Regions from separate parts of the Mus musculus genome. Here region 1 is linked to region 2. A link is a loop called in an ENCODE intact Hi-C map of the cell type or tissue named here. Cell type or tissue: heart. All regions are shown on one strand. Each heading gives the region's core, and the rest is flanking DNA. Links, peaks and the distances in the headings are about the cores only.

Region 1 (8,078 bases), core at 2,445-6,444, 110 kb before region 2:
TCTTATGAAGACTATTATGAAAAGGAGCAAGCTTATTAAGGAAAATTACAAATTGTACAGTTTGAAGAGAAAAGCAGACCAGGAAGTGTGGTGGAGCTATGCCCTGTGTTCAAGGACATAAAACATTTTTAAAAAACAAAACAATAAAAAAAAAACACCTGAAGCTAAATGAATAAAGGAAGTGGTAACCTCAGGGTAAGACCTTACCCAGCTAAGCTTCCGACTTGTGAAAAGTGATTAAAGAAAAGATTAAGCAGTGAAAGAAACCGTCAACAACAGAAAGCTGGTGCAGATGTAACTGAACAAGGGGGCCATGTCCCAGCCCCATCAAGCAGCAGAACTTGGCAGCTTTGGCCACATTCTGGCTTTAGAGTCAAGGATACAAGAGACTCTGAACTTTGGACTTGTGGAGACTGTGATAAATTATGGGGACTCTTAAAGTTGAATTGAATGCAATTTTGCTTTATGATATGGCTGCAAACCTGGGCGGGGGGAGGGGGTGGGATTCCAGGGAGTGGAATGTGGTGGTCTACCCCTGTGTGGTGGTTTGAGTAAGAATGGCCCCCATAGGCTTATATCTTTGAATGCCTGGTCATCACAGAATGGCACTGCTTGAGAAGGATTAGGAGGTGTGGCTTAGTAGAGTAGGTGTGGCCTTGTGGAAGAAAGTGTTTCACTGGGGGTGGTGTTGGGGTTTCAAAAGCCAAAGCTAGGTGTAGTATTTCTCTTTTCCTGCTGCCCTTGGATCTGGATGTCGAACTCCCAGCTACTTCTCCAGCACCGTATTTGCCTGTGTGCCACAATGCTCCCTGCTATGATGATAATGGACTAAACGTCTGAAACTGTAAGCAAACCCTAGTTAAATGCTTTCTCTTGTAAGAGGTGTTGTGGTCATGGTGTCTCTTCCCAGCAACAGTGACTGAGACAACCTGGACAGTTGAGCTAGTCAGGCTTAATCTGGAGGATTACCTGACAGCTTTGTAAACCTCAGGGGACACACATGATAACAACTATGCTGACTAATCAGCCCCCATCATACACCACACATATTTCATGCAGTGTTTATTTTCATTTCTTTGATTTTTTTTTGAAAGAAGATCTGTGTCACCAAGGAGGGCTTTAAACTTGTGACTCCCCTGTCTCCGGTTCCCAGGGGCTGAGATTATATGTGTTCATCACCACCCCACTTTACGTGTTATTTCGAATGCCTCTAGAAGAGCTATCTGGATGGACAGGTAGTAGTTGCCCCATTGCCCAGATGCACAGTTATTTCTGCAATGTGTTGGGTTGTTCCTGGACAGAGGCTCTGAGCAGCCTTCTGCCACAGACTTAGGATGGTCATGTGCCAATGGCGACAGCTTTTAGGACCTGTGTCACATGTGTAACCCCTCACTTCTCCCCACACCACCAGTCAGAGCTGAAAGCCTCTAAGTACCCAGGGGTGTATAGGACCATAAGAGGGAAAGGACCTGGATCCCTGAGTACCCATGTGGGAGGGCCCCAGCCAGGCTTCTTGCAACAGCTGTATGGATACATAGTAACTGTTTGTGGAAGTGCTGGGGCCTGGGGACTCTCCCTATGGACACACAGTAATTCTGACTAAGTAGAATTTAGACCAGAAGCTGGTGCCACTGTGATTGATGTCTGCGGATACAGACTGGAAAACTGAATGCCTGAGCTGTGCAATGGCAATGGTGAGGATGGGTTCAGAAGGCTGCCAGTGGATGGCTGAGCCTGGGAGGGAGAGCGGTCCTAGCCCTGGCAGCCTGTGGACTCCCTCTGCCCCAGCCTCCCCCCTGCTCATTTGCTTCATGAGCTCCAGTTTGAGAACCAGGGCTTTCAAGAGGTAGAAATGGTGAGTGCACAGGACTGCCCTGGGGAAGGCCTGAGCACAATCTACGCAACTGCTGGACTCTCTCTACCATCCGCTTCTGCTCATGTTGACCTTGAACCTATTTACAGGTCTTTTTTTCGGACCTGCAACCTCTGGGAAACCCATCTTCCTCCCTCCTCCCCAAACCACCCTGAGGCAGAGCTGAGATGCCAGAGTTCATACTAGTCAGCTATGAAGGGCAGGCTGGCTGGGGCTCAGAAGGTAAGTTCCCGGGAAGTGCCAGAGATGTGTGTGTCCAGTTATAATGGGATGGAGGGGGGGGGGTGTGCTCTGCGTGGGTTCTGCTGGTCTCTGGGCCTTACCTGCGTGGGACTGCATGTGCTCCAGCAGGTTGCTGTAGAACTGAAACTGGATCCCACAGGCGCCGCACGTGTAGGGTTCTGGGGAGACAGGTGGGCATGTGACAGGTGGTCCATACTCAGGCACCCTGACACTGGGCTGCAGGCAGCTTCGAAGGTGGGGATCCAGGTGCATACTTGGGGCCCTGGGCCCAGCCTGTTAACTGGCCTGTCCACTAGCTTGGAGACAGAAAGGCCAAGGAGAGGCAGGAGCAGAAAGAGGGGAAGCCACACAGATATAGGCTGCTAACTCAACGGGCCTGCTGCTTCCTGGGCGCTTACTCCGTGGCAGGCACTGTTCTGAGCACATGGGAAGGACAACATCCAGGCACCAGGAGCTCCCAGGAAACAGACTCTGCCCCTTGGGATTCACAGCTTAACCCTCTGCCCGTGGGACCACACGAGCATCACTGTTCATGGAGGAAACAAGATGCACGCATGCACAGATGAATAAGGACACTCACAATGGGAGGGGGAAGCAATGAGAGAAAGAGGGGGGAAGCGAGGCAGTGGGTACAACTGGATAAGCTGGAGGATGGGCTAAGTGGAGCAGGCAGCAGGGACACCAAAAGCTCAGAGTATTCAGGAAGCACACTAGTGCCTGGCAAAGAAGGGGGCAGTGGGAGGAAAGAAAGACCACACTGTTAGGTAGAAGGGGAGGGAAAGAGAGGGAAAAAGGTGGCTTGGAAGAGAAGTCCTGAGGCTGTCTGGATAATCAGAAGTGGGTAACCTGTCCCCCCTCCTGTGTGCTCAGGGTTCTACCTACCTGACCTCTCCACCCTCCGGAGCCCCTAGCATCCTCCCAAGGCTATTACTGGGACTAACCCTCAGGGTGGTCCAAGGCCTGTCTATACCTCAGGGAGGCCAGAGAGTCACTCTCTGCCCTGCTGTGCCCTCTTCAACCCTCCCATCAGGACCATCACTTACTCTGCAGGAGAGGGAAAGGGTTGGAAATCAGGGGACTTGCAGTTTCTGCAAAAGAGAAACAGTTTAGCTAAATGTTCCCCAGTCCGGGCTGTGAAGGCACCACAGCTGGTGAGCGAGCCAGGGGGCCCTCTTTGGAGAGAGCTCCTTGGTGGACACACAGTCTGTGTGGGAAGGTAGGTGAGAGGTGCTGGTAGAAAGGCACAGCCATCAGAGAAGGCAGTGTCACTTGATATCGACCAAGCCTCAGGGTGCTCTGACAGTGAGGCTCTGTGACCCAGGTATGATGCTCATATGGCCACGCACTTAGCCACTTGGTTGTCTTCTGGCAAGCCCTCCTACTGTCTGGCATTGCCAGAGAGTGGGGCTGGTAAGCCTTCAATATAGCAGGCAGCAAAGTGGAGTGCAGGCAAAGTAGGAGGGTCCTGGCTCCACCTGTAGTCTGGGGGACCTGGGGCTACAGTGGACTTATCCTGAGCCTCAGTTTCCTCATCCAGAAAGTGGGAGTAACAGGAACACTATCCCCACAGGACTGTGGCAAGGGTGAAAACAGACGCAACACACAGAGCTCGGAACACATGCCAGCCACGTCGTAAGTGCTCAATGAATGGTGGCTGCCAGCGCAAGCAGCAGCCCATGACAGTGCTGTCCCTGCATAAACGTTAGCCCTGGTGGCAGTAGAGCTGTAAGGGGTGCAGCATGGCTTGGGTGGAGAGCCCAGGGTATGACAGGAGACACGTTCTAGCTCCAGGCTGCCACTTAATCCTCTGTGGCCCCGGGCAGGTCATGCTTTCCTCCTAGACCAACCAATTACAGAAGCTCTGAGGGTCACAGTGATGACCCAAGTGGTACTTGCACCAAGTGCTTGGTTTACACCAAGGTAAAACAAGCCAAGCAACGCCCAAAGCAACACTCCCTCCCCTCCTCCTGCCTGTGTTCTCTGGGGCTGTCCGTGCTCCTCAAGCTACTTGCAGCCGAGGAGGAGTTGGGACTCATCTAGACCACTCACTGGAGCCAGAGGAGCAGGGATCAAACTTGGGTTTGAAGGAGCTTGGGTCTACTACTAGGCAGAAGCCTCCATCTGGTATCTGTGATCCGAACGAACCATTTGCTGAAGCCCATGTGGCCAAGAAGCACCCACTACAGGTATGTACCAGGCAGTGTCAGCACAGTGGGGCATTCACTCAGGCCTAATATTCAATGACATCAGCTTCATAGTGGCAGAAGACCTGTCCCCTCCTGTCCTGGCCATAACTGTGCATACATTCTTCCTGTCCCTTTCTAAGATAGGGATTGCTGGTGACCATCCACATTCCTGCCAAGGCTTTATAAATCCTGGAGTCCCAAGCTGTGCCAGTACAAGGCAGCCACCAGGTGGCAGCAAACACCACCAGGAGCTCTCAGGCCAAGCCATAGCACTGCAGGGTCTAGAAGAGACTCTCTTCTGTGGTATTGGGTACAGAACCTGGGACCTCTGGCTCCAGTATCACCCCATTTGCCTCTCTGGAAAGAAGCCTGCTACATATGGCACTACTCAGCAAATGGCTCTCTTAGGGTTACCCATCTGGGCTGGCGAGGTTGATGCCTGAGTTTGGGATTAAGGAAGTTCCCTGTCTGTGGGCAAGGGCAGAAGCCACAGACGGGCTCCTAGATATAATGGTCCCTTCTGCTTCTCATAAGCTCTGCTCTCTCTCTCTTTCCCTACCCAGCCCCTCTCCCAACAAGCCCCACCATGCATCAGAAGACCCCAGTCATAGGTACCTGCTCTTCTGTGGGAGGTGACACGTGATGCCACATGTCACACCACAGACAGACTCACCGCTGGAATTTTGTGAGCTGCTATTGGTCTCTTCAAAGTGGTTCTGTGCTTTGCTTTCTACTCGACGACTGAAGGTGTTTTCTGCTGGAAGGAGGCAGAGAGGGGGCGTGATATGGCACGGGGAATGGTCAGCTTGTCTGTCAGGGCTGAGTGGGCAGGAGGCCCATGGAGCTCAGAGAATGTGTGTCTGGGAGGTAGAGGGATGGAGAGGGAAAGGGTGACCTGCCCAAGGACACACTGGTGAAATGCAGCCGGCAGACAGGTCAGGGCCCCATTTTCTACTCCAGGATTGAGTCGCTGGGATGAGCTTCCCTGTTTTCTCTGGAAGATTCTGCTGCGACAGCTCCCAAATGAGGATTGAGGATGTCAGTCCATTTCCTGGAGGCAACTTTGACCCAACAAGAATCTCAAGGCATAAAGGATGTTCTGGGACAGAACATGTGACAAGTAGGGAGGGGTAGTTTCATACTTGCTCTGGGAAGGCCAAAGACTGTGTGAGGAGGGTCAGAACTTGCATGGGGAAGTAGGAACTCCTTGTCAGCCACGTCTAGTACCTTCCCCAAAGCTTACATCTGCAGCATCTCTCTGGAAACCCCACAATGCAGGGATGGACTCGGCCAAGCAAAACTCTATACTTATATCCCCACCCACACGAGCAGACAACAACCCAGCTCTTCTTTCTATGATGCTCTGGGTACTACAGAACACAGCTGATCCAGTACATGAAGGTCTCAGGAAAGTCAATTTGAGATACTCAGCCATCTCTGCCCCTTATACAGCTTGGATGAGGCTACCAATGGCTCCGAGACACTGACCAGAAGGAGAGTCGCTGGGCTTTAACTTAACCTGCACCCAAAATATAGGGATTTTTAAGGATTACATATCCTTCCAAGTGGTGCTGTTTGAAAATCAGCTGGAGAAACACCACTCAGCAGGTCTGTCCTACCCAACGAAGTGCTGAGTGATATGGATGACGGATGAGGCAGCCAGCCTGAGGCAGTTCCTATAGGCCTGCTCAGGTCTTCCATTTGCCTCAAACTCTCCCACAGCCTGTAGAGGCTTTGTGGCACTGTAAGGACCATGCTTCCTCTGTGTCCCTTACAGCTTGGTTGAGTACCTCCAGACAGCATGTAAGCTGGCAGAGGCCCATTCATTCTCTATCTACAGAGGGTGAGGGGCTCTCATTCTTGAGCACCTACTGTATACCAGCTAATCCTCCCAACACCACGAATGCAGTACGACCCATTTAACAGGCAGAGAGACACACTGAAGTTGTCAGGCTCCTGGACCCACTAGGATAGCACGTAAGGCTTTATCTGGGGCAGGTGCCTCCTCTGTAAGAAGGAAGGTCCCCTTCTCTGCCTTCATCTGTATTCATAGGGGAACAGGCAGGTAGGTATTTCAGGAGAAATATAAATCCATGTGTGTATGTCCACCTGCACACAAACAGCCATATTCTCCAGGATAATGACAGTGACAGTCTCGACCTCTCACACGCACCATTTCACAGCCCCTAACCTGGTGCCCTTGGATTTGACCATACAGTTTGCCCAGGTAAGATCCACCCCAGGGATTCCAAGTCTCACAGAGGCAGCCACTGATGTGCCCATGGTTTGCTTGACACTTGCCTGGAGACAGTGACATTCAATGACTGCAGTCTCCACAGACAATTCTCTGCAGATGCTACGGACCTTCAAAAGCTCAGCCACAAAGCTCAAGAAAAAGGGTAAAGTCAAGAAAGCCCTGACCCTACAATCTGGTGAGCCAATGTCTACCACCAAGGAGACCATGGTGGACAATCTAATTCTTTTAAGGTGCTGAGGATGGAACGCCAAGCAAGGTCTCCATAATTACTCTTATCACTGAGCTACCCCCCAACCCTCTTTTCTTACTTTAAGACAGGGTCTAACTAAGTTGATTAGTCTGGCCTTGAACCCACTCCATAGCCCAAGCAGGGCTTGAAATTTTGATCCCCCTGACTTAGCCTCCTACCTGCAAGCAAAAACACAACTGTCACAACACAGCATTTGAAAAATCCACACTTCAAGGTTGGTCGACTCCCCTCCTTTTGGGAAATATAAGCACAGTAAACACAAAACCACAGCCTGGCCCAAATTAGCTTCTTAAACCAGAGGAAAGGCAAGCACAGGCTACCAATAAATGACCTCAGTGGCTCACTCATCTGACCTCGCAATGCAAACATTTTGTACATTTAGTGGGCAGCTTTGGCCTCCTGAAAGCAACTGAAAGACCCAGAGCCTCAGTCATCTGGGTAGGTAGACCAAGGCTTTTCTCATACAAGTCTGAGTCCCAGGACTCCTGGAAACTGGTACCTAGCACATAGTATGTCTTCTGTTTTGGAAGAAACAACTACTGGGGACCTTGCTACCCAGTCACCTTCTGGAGCCATAGCCCCCTTTTGCATAGGCCTGGGGCTGACATCCTCTGATTTCCTGCTGAGTCTCTACCTCCTGGAGGGCTTCATGGGTAAACTCTAGGGAGTGGGAGCCCACAGAGACAGAGCTGGAGTCGGCCGCCCCATTTGATGGAGGCCATTTCTATGCTGAAACAGCTTGAGATAGTTTTCTGAAAGGTGACAATGAAAGCTCATGCCATGAGGTCCAAACAGGGCTGGATGGTCACAGACAACAGTGTGGTCACAAACAGAAATGGTACCTGCCATCCTGCCATGGGACTACTGTGGCAGGGATGCAGCAGGGTGTAGTGGGGATTGTAGAACAGGGGAAGTGTACAGACACATACTATGAAGGAGGCACGAACCATTACCCTGCAGGAACATGACCCAGGAGCCAGATTTGATGTCTTAACACAGCCAGAAACCCAAACTTCTTTTTATACAGACTCTCCTCATATTCAAATACTTCCTATTAATCTTTAATAAAAGGCTTTTAAACTTTACAAAGGCCAAATAAAACAGAACCCATTAGGCCATGATTTGGGAAAAAAAAACATCAAATTACTTTGAAAATGTTTGCAAATTTCGTTGTATAAACCTCCAGCTGAGATTTATAACTTGGTCTGCCAGGGTTACAGAGGTGGCCAGAGGCCATGGGTCCCAGTCTGCACCAAAGCATGATGGGAA
Region 2 (8,078 bases), core at 2,481-6,480:
CAAACAGAAAACAATAAGGACATGGTAAATAATTATATCACAATCGCTTTAACTATGACTGTTCTAAATACAGAGTTAAGAGACAAATTATTGGAGCAGATTAAAAACAAGACCCAACTATACACTGTCTACAAGAAACCTACACACACACATACTCACACACGCAACACAATAAGAACAACAACACAAAAACAGATCCAGGCCTGGGTAGATATGGATTGAAAGTCAAGACACACAAAAATAGGTATATCATACCAACACTAATTAAAATAACCCTGGGCGAGTACATGAATTCAAAGTAGAAGTCAGAGCAAGGAAAGCTCCCAAACATAAAAGAAGCATTCCACAATGATAAAGGAGACAATCTGTAGAGAGGACCTCAGTCCTCAGCTGAGCAGCCCAACAGCACTGTGAAAGGCTAAACCACTTAAAGGAGAGGTGAACAAATCTACCATTAATGTCATCTACCTGGATCCAACAGATACAGAGAGCAGGAAATCAGTACAAATACAGTTAAAACTGAACAGCACTGTCAATCAACTTCACCTAATTGACATTTATTGAGTATTTCATTCAACAACATCATAGGATTCATTTTTCTCAAGTCCATGTGGAATATTCACTGAGACAGATACCGGGGCATTGGATATACCTTAACAAGCTGAAATGAACAGAACGCCTCTGTGGCCTTAGATCATATGACAGTAAACTAGAAATTCAGTAACAGACTACCAGAACACCTAAAACATTTGGAGACTTAATAAAAGCAGCACACATTAAAGGGGGACTATCAATTTTGAAGTTTTAAACTAAGTGAAAATTAAAATACATTTTTATATTTTAATAGGATATCTTCTATTTATTTTTTGACAATTTCACATGTGTAAACAAGGCATCCTGATCACATGTTCCAGGTTAGTTCAACACTTAAACTCAATTAGTGTACTTCATCATATCAAGAAACTACACACCCTTTTAAATACATACACATTTGACGAGATCCAGCACTCATTTATGACTGCAACCTAGGAAAAGAAAACTTCCCTCAACTTGATAAAGAATATCTACAAAGGAAAAAACACAACTGGTATTTTAATTAATGGAGAGAAACCAAATGCCTTCTCCCGTAAGACCAGAGATAAGGCAAAGATGGCATTTAGAACTATTTCTATTCCAACTCATGCCAGAAGCCCTAGATCATGAGATAAAGAAGGAGGGAGGGAGGGGTGGTGCATAGGTAGGAAGGTGCTTTTGTTCACAGATGATATGTCATCTATTGCAGAAGTAATAAAGAAACAAAGAACCCCTGAAACTAACAAGTAGTCTCAGGACGGTTGCAGGATACAAGATAAACATACAAGTCTGCTGCTTCCCTGTTGAAGACTAACAGTGAAGAGCTGTGCACTAAAACTCAAAACAAAACAGTATTTGTATCAACATCACAAAGTTAGGGGTGAATATAACCTGGAAAAAGGAATAGAAGGAACCAAAGGCCTTAACAGCTGGAGAGACACTCCACGTTCATGCAGTAGTTTCCCAAGATTCTGTATTACCAAGACATTGGCTCTCCCCAGTGTTACATAGGGATTCAATCCAGTTTTGATAAAAGCCCAAATAGTGTGGCTATAAAACATACTGAGTATAAAGGATATACTATGAAAAGGTAAGAGACCCAGAATACTCAACAACCCTACTGAGGAGCAATCACACTAGAGGACCTCTTGGTCCTCCCCGACCTCAAGTCTTACTCTAAATCTACAGTAAACAAGACAGTATTGAGATGACCAAAGAAGAAAGAGATAGATCCTGCAACAGAATCAAAAGCACAAAAATTAGTCATATAGATACTGTCAGCCCATTTTCAACTAAGGAGCAAGGCCCACTTAAGGGAGGAAGGGTCATCTCTTCAGCAAATGATGCTGAAGTAGCCGACATCCATATGGAGACAACAAAACACACTGTGCTCTCACACCCACCTCCACACTGCAGCCACAAGTCCTCCACTGAACAGCATACTGCCTCCCATTTCCCTCCACTCTATGCAAAACCACACCACATCAATTATCCCCAGTGAGCTCAGAACTCTCAGGGTCACCTTCATAATGGGTGTTAGACTTTCAAGTTATCTTCTCTTCCTTTCTTTACATACACTGTTCTTGGGAGTAGCTGACTTCCACATTTTGGCCCTTAACTTATCCACCAACAGTAAATATTCAGTAAATATTTCATGTGTAAAAAATGTTTAAGTTATGTGAGTGTTGAATATATTCTGAATAGATGCATTATTTTAAAATCTTGATGGTCATACATCAACATCCATGCTGAGTATGTCTGGGAGCGAGTGAATCTCGACCCCATTTTGCTTATCCATATGTTCTACTGTCAACATATATTGCTTTTGATACAACAAAAGCAGTAACAGAAACAGCAAAGTAAGAAACCACAAGAAAGGCCAGGCTTATAGGAAACATCAGGAGTAAATACTGACTTTATGAAGGAGTCCTGTGCTTTGAAAGAAGCATTTTTATAAGCATGTCACATTGGGTAGCTGCCAATACAAGCTCAAAATGCCTTACTTGCTAAGAAAGTCTCCATCCTTTCACAAGTACATGGGTCTTCTTCTCTCCTCAAGGGTCTGCCTGGTCAGATCCAAGCTAAATGACTCATGAGCCACCAGCCTCTAGAACAATGGTTCTCAGCCTGTAGGTTGAGAACCCTCTGAGGGTTGAAAGACCCTTTCATAGGAGGTGCATATCAGATATGCTATGGATCATATAGTTAAGTTGTGATTCATATCAGTAGCAAAACTACAGTTATGAAGTAAAGAGCAACAAAAATAGTTTTCAGGTGTGTGTGGGGGGGGGTTGTCATCACAGCATGAAGAACTGTGTCAAGGGGTCACAGCAGTTAGGAGAGTTGAGAAGCACTGCTCTCGAATATCCCTTTTGAATCTGGAACACCAGGCTGGGTTCTCTGCTGGGTCATGCCACGGAAGAGTCCCTTAGGTGACTGGATAGAGACAGAACATATCCCTTCAACAGACAAGAGGCTAGAACATCTTCAGATCTCTGACCTTGGGAAAATCCTTCCACCCTAGGAATCCTAAGATACCCGAACAGGACCTCTCACATCACTAACAACAACCTGTTTCAAGGCCAGCTTTCCTGTATGCTCTGTAAGCCTTCACTCTGAAGCCCAGAGCAGTATCTATGTGTGTAATACTGACCCAATGAGGAAACAGAGCAGAGAACTGGAGAGAAGTACCTATAGTCACCAAGTAGAAACAAGACATGGGGTGCACACAACAGGTCACAAAGTTCCAACCTTGGCCTGATGGACTCCAAAGCACTATAATAAATCAGTATATACGTTCAAGTACCAAACAACGGCAAAACAGTTGAATGTGATCTGAGGCAAGTTCTAAACAATGCCAGGTCTGAATCGCAAAGAAAGCTGCTGTCCGTGTGCACAGCTTGGAGTGAGACCAGCAGAGGTCCCACTGTAACTACCCAACAGATGTCCACTTGAGAGGAACTGCTAGGTACCATCCTCAGATAGTATAAAAGGAACAGCTGAGAAGGCTACAGCAAGCTAGCAGACCTATGATAGGTACCTCTAAGACTAAATCCTATGATGACTGTCACCAACTCTCAATGGCACAGCCCTTCTCATGGGCCAGACATTGTGCCTGGCACTTCAAACTAACTCACTGTCTCCTCTGGTCATCTACGAAGAGGCTGCTGGTTCATGCCCACCTCACAGGCATGCAAACTGAGGACATTCTTATACCTTGGCCCCAACACTGCTGTGACAGCCCCCTGTGGGGTGTACCTTATGGTTCTCTACCTTCTGTCTCTACCTTCAGCCAGAAGCACAGGACCAGAGCCACTTAGCTATGTATTAACAGCTTCTTGCGGAGTGAAAACAAGACATCACAGAGGTGGTTCCTATTGCCAAGACAACTGGCTGAGGGAAGCAGGTTGGAAACATGGGGGCAATAAATGTAGGGAGGGTGACCTCATTAGAGACTGGGACCTCCTCCCAAACTAGATCCCAGGAGCTACAGTGTTCACATCCAGACCAAAACTTCTCACTGCCTAATTCTAACCAGGTGTTCAGTCCCCTGCTCAACATGGTTCAGCCCAGCACAGCCCAGGTGAAGTTGCAGCACTTACAGGTGTCATCATCCTAGAGGTGATGTGATTCTTTTGGGCCAGCTCTACTGTGGACTGAATAATATTTTTATGATCATTAAACTTCTCCTCTGTGCCCTATGAAGAGTGGATCACTTCCCTTTCTCTGGACCTCAGTTTCTCCTTTTACAGAGTTAGGCCATATATCCCCACCTCCCCCACTTCCCAAGACCCATGTGCAGCAGAATAAGGGAGACCTCAGCCCTCCACCAGGCAAACCGAGTAGCTGGATGAAGGCAGTGCTGGTGTGGCTGTGGCCCAAGGGGAAGGTTCCGCTTCGCAAAGGCTTCATGTTGCTTGAGGAAGACCTGGCAACAGGAGACCAGGAGCCAGCCAGGCCTCTCTTGACTGTGAAGTGGCAACAACTTGCCAAGTTCTCTACTGGCACCAGAGTTTGCCAGGAGGGATGACTAGAAGGCCTACCAGCCAGTTTCCTCTTCAGGGACATGCATACTTTAACACTCGTGTACATACCACACACATACACACACACACACACACACACACACACACACACACCTCATAAATAGAAATCTGATTATCACTGGCTTTTTCTTAGCCAATGTGACTGAGTTTTAAATCTTTCATAAAGAAATACTCATAAAATATTCAAGTGAGTCCTGCCTGACACTGGAGACTACAAGTGGCTTCAGGCAACCTAAACCACACACTCCATGGGACCCCAGGAGCTCTGCCGTTTGCCACAGAGCAGCATGCCCACCATGGCTGGGGTTCAACAGAGCCTTTGGCAGGGACTGGGCTGTCTCAGGTTCTCAGCTGCCAGCTTGTTCCCCAGTGCACTGTGTGCTTGGCTATAGCTCTACATGATTGGGAAGCCCTGGGCTCCTGTCAAACCATTAACATGGATAATAAGACTAACAGCAAATGAGAGAACATAGATTCCCCTTCCACTGGCAATGGCTTTTTCAGACCTTGGAGGGGAAGCAAGCCAGGGGATGGAAGCCAGCCTATGGAAGCTGGCTGCCACATCTTCCTTTCCAGATTCCTCCTCATAACTGTTCACCCAGCAATGATGCCTCGTGAGCCTACTGTGTACCTTGACACTATATACAGCAGGAATACACTCATGAACAATATAGGCAGAACTCTCCCCTTGCTTCCTGGCTGAGGTACAAGGAGAGCTAGGAGCACCCTCTCAAGACCTAGATTGCCTATAAGGGTTCTATATAGATGGCGATTTGTCTAAAAGACAGATGGACTTTGTGATGGAGCTGCTACTAGCCAAATGTGCAACAACGTAAGCCAATCCCAGCACTTGGGAGGCAGAGGCAGGCGGATTTCTGAGTTCGAGGCCAGCCTGGTCTACAAAGTGAGTTCCAGGACAGCCAGGGCTATACAGAGAAACTCTGTCTCAAAAAACCAAAAAATAACTAACTAAATAAATAAATATAAAAATAAAAAAATACTAATGGCAATAACAGAAAAAAAATATGTACTCTGAGTCTACACCCATATGACAGATTCAGAGACCTAAAATACACATCCACATGTACACTGCTAACACAAGGGAGTAAGAAAACGAGCGAAAGAAGATCGGGAGGGAGGGAGGGCTTTCCTATGGGGAATCCTAGTTAATAAGTATAGGGGAAATGAAGGAAATAGAAAATCATATTTGCAGACATCACAGCCCTCACTGTTGAGCAGGAATCCAGAATAGATGCTAAAAATGACGAAGAGGAAGTAGCAAAATATTGACATAGTCTGGAAATATCAGCCCATGAGTGTGTTTGCACAAACCAGGCAGACACCCCACCCACCAGGTGCTCCAGGTTAATGTCACCAGCATCTATACCACATAAGACACAGGGAAAGCGACATCACAACTGGGATGGACATTCCTGTTAGAAAAGCATGGCTCCAGTTATCTGACAAGTATCTGACAGCCAGGAGGTGGGCTTACACAACCGCTGGAAGCTCATTAAAAGGGCCAAGGACTCAGAAGTCAAAGAGCAAGCAGGGATCTGGGCCCAGACAAAGGAGACATGGCAGCTCCATGGATGTGGGACCCTGGATTGGATGCTGGGATAGAAGAAGGCTATCATGGGACCACTGGCGAATTCTGAGTAAGGAACAGAGATTAATTTATAGTATTGTTGTTATGAACTAAGTAACCCTGACCCAAAACCAGAAATCTAAATACTCTGAAAATTCATTACTTCTGAGATAGAGACAGACAGACAGACAGACATGATATGATATAATATGACATAAGAGATAATAAAGTATTTGCCTATAAAACTGAAGCTTTAGGAGCCTGGGCGGGAGGGGAAGGGCTTGCTCTGAAAGCACAAAGGCCTGACTCTGGATCCTGGGAAGCCACGGGAAAATGGGGAACGCTGGTGTATGGCTGCGATCCCAGCGACGCAGAGATGGGCAGCAGAGACCAGTGAGCTCCTGGAGCTTTGCTGGCCAGCCAGCTTAGTGAACTTGGCAAACTTCCAGGCCAGTGAGAGACCCTGTCTCAAAAAGGTGCCTAAAAACAGCCAATGCTGCCTCCAGATCCTCATACACACATAAAACGTATACGCTGGACTCAACACATTTTTAATTTCTGACTTCTCGATTAGGAGCACATGACAGAGCAGAGTATATGCAAATATTCCAAAACCTGAAAAAGTATGAAATCTGGAATATGTATGCTCCTAGGAATTTCAGATAAGCGAAACTCAACCTGTAATTTAATTTCCTGTATCAATATTAATTTCATAGTATAACTCGAACATTATATTATAATTATACGAGGTGTTAACATTTGAAGAAGCTGGGTGGAAATCTGTGCAAATGTTTGCTATTATTTTTGTAAGTTTTTTTTAAAGTTGAAATTATTTTAAAATGAAAAGCTGGAGCCGTAGAAATGGCTGGGAAGGGAGGCTGAAGGCACTTGCTGCCCAGACTGACGGCCTAGCTTCCATTACTGGCACCTGCATTATGGAAAGAGAGAACCTGTATATGTCTTCTGGCCCTCAGCATCTACTGTGTCACACATGTGTATGTGCACAAATAAATATAATATTTTAGAAAAGCTCAAAATAAATAATGTTAAGCCCCGTCCCAGGATTATGGTTGAGAAACAAAGATAGGGATGAGAAAGAAATCTGTAAATCTCTTTTTAAAGGGTATGTGCTGTTAGGTGGGAATAGAACCATGGAAGAAAATGAAGCCCCAAAAGATGCGGGATAAAGTAATTTTAAAGAGTCCCCAAGAAAAGTCCTGGTGAGAAGCATATCCAGTAAGCCAGCTGAGGGACAGCCAGTGAGGAGGCCCTGGGATTGTCATGTGCAGTGCAAGAGAGGATCAAACAAGGTCAAATGGAGTTGTGGCCTCTTCCCATCATCCCATTCTTGTCTCTATGGGAGCTGGCAGCCCCATCCCACACTCTCTTTACCCCTGCGCCCTCTCAACAAGATACACAACTGACTGCCAAAAATGATCCTAAGCTGCATCCTAAGCAAGATGAAGTCCCAAAAGCCAGCAGTGCAGTGTCCCTTAAAAAGATGGGGAAGTCCCCATCCCCACGTTTATCTGGAGAACTGGGACAGAAGGTGCTCTTCCTGCAGGGAAAGTGCTCTCCTACACAGAGGGACACACAGAGACAGTCGCCTTGCAGCTGGAGAACCACAAGCAGCTGGACTAAATGTTCTTATCCCCAATGGGACCAGCTGGGCAGGAGTCCTCGTGTCCCTGTCATGGTCACTGGGGCACTGGCCACCCACGGGATTCATGTTCTTCATGGTGAGTATAAGGATGCTTGAATGCTTGATCGACGGCCACCTCACCTCTGCTCCCAAGCCTTCAGGCCTCCCCACTTGCCTCAGAACACGTTCCCAATCCCACCCCCATCAGTAGGCCTCATCTCTCCAAAGC

The links. Peaks named below come from ENCODE experiments on the same cell type or tissue, not always from the same donor. Only the 100,000 strongest peaks of a DNase experiment are listed, where the experiment ranks them.
Region 1: it touches region 2 in a loop (2.1-fold over the local background); 2 of 42 quality-filtered maps call a loop at or near these places.

What each region holds. Positions count from the first base shown.
Region 1 is chr4:63,115,527-63,123,604 of GRCm38, reverse strand. It overlaps Zfp618 (zinc finger protein 618), which reads right to left. Exons shown (of 15, transcript NM_028327.1): 12 at 4,976-5,059; 13 at 2,197-2,274. Among named protein-coding and RNA genes, the nearest start is that of Ambp, 35 kb to the left of the region's middle. In heart, for the core only: a CTCF peak has its summit at 4,527 (motif pointing right); a DNase peak (open chromatin) is centred at 4,594.
Region 2 is chr4:63,006,916-63,014,993 of GRCm38, reverse strand. All of the region lies in intron 1 of Zfp618 (zinc finger protein 618), which reads right to left. Among named protein-coding and RNA genes, the nearest start is that of Gm30764, 31 kb to the right of the region's middle. In heart, for the core only: no CTCF peak of the experiment used is centred there; a DNase peak (open chromatin) is centred at 4,533.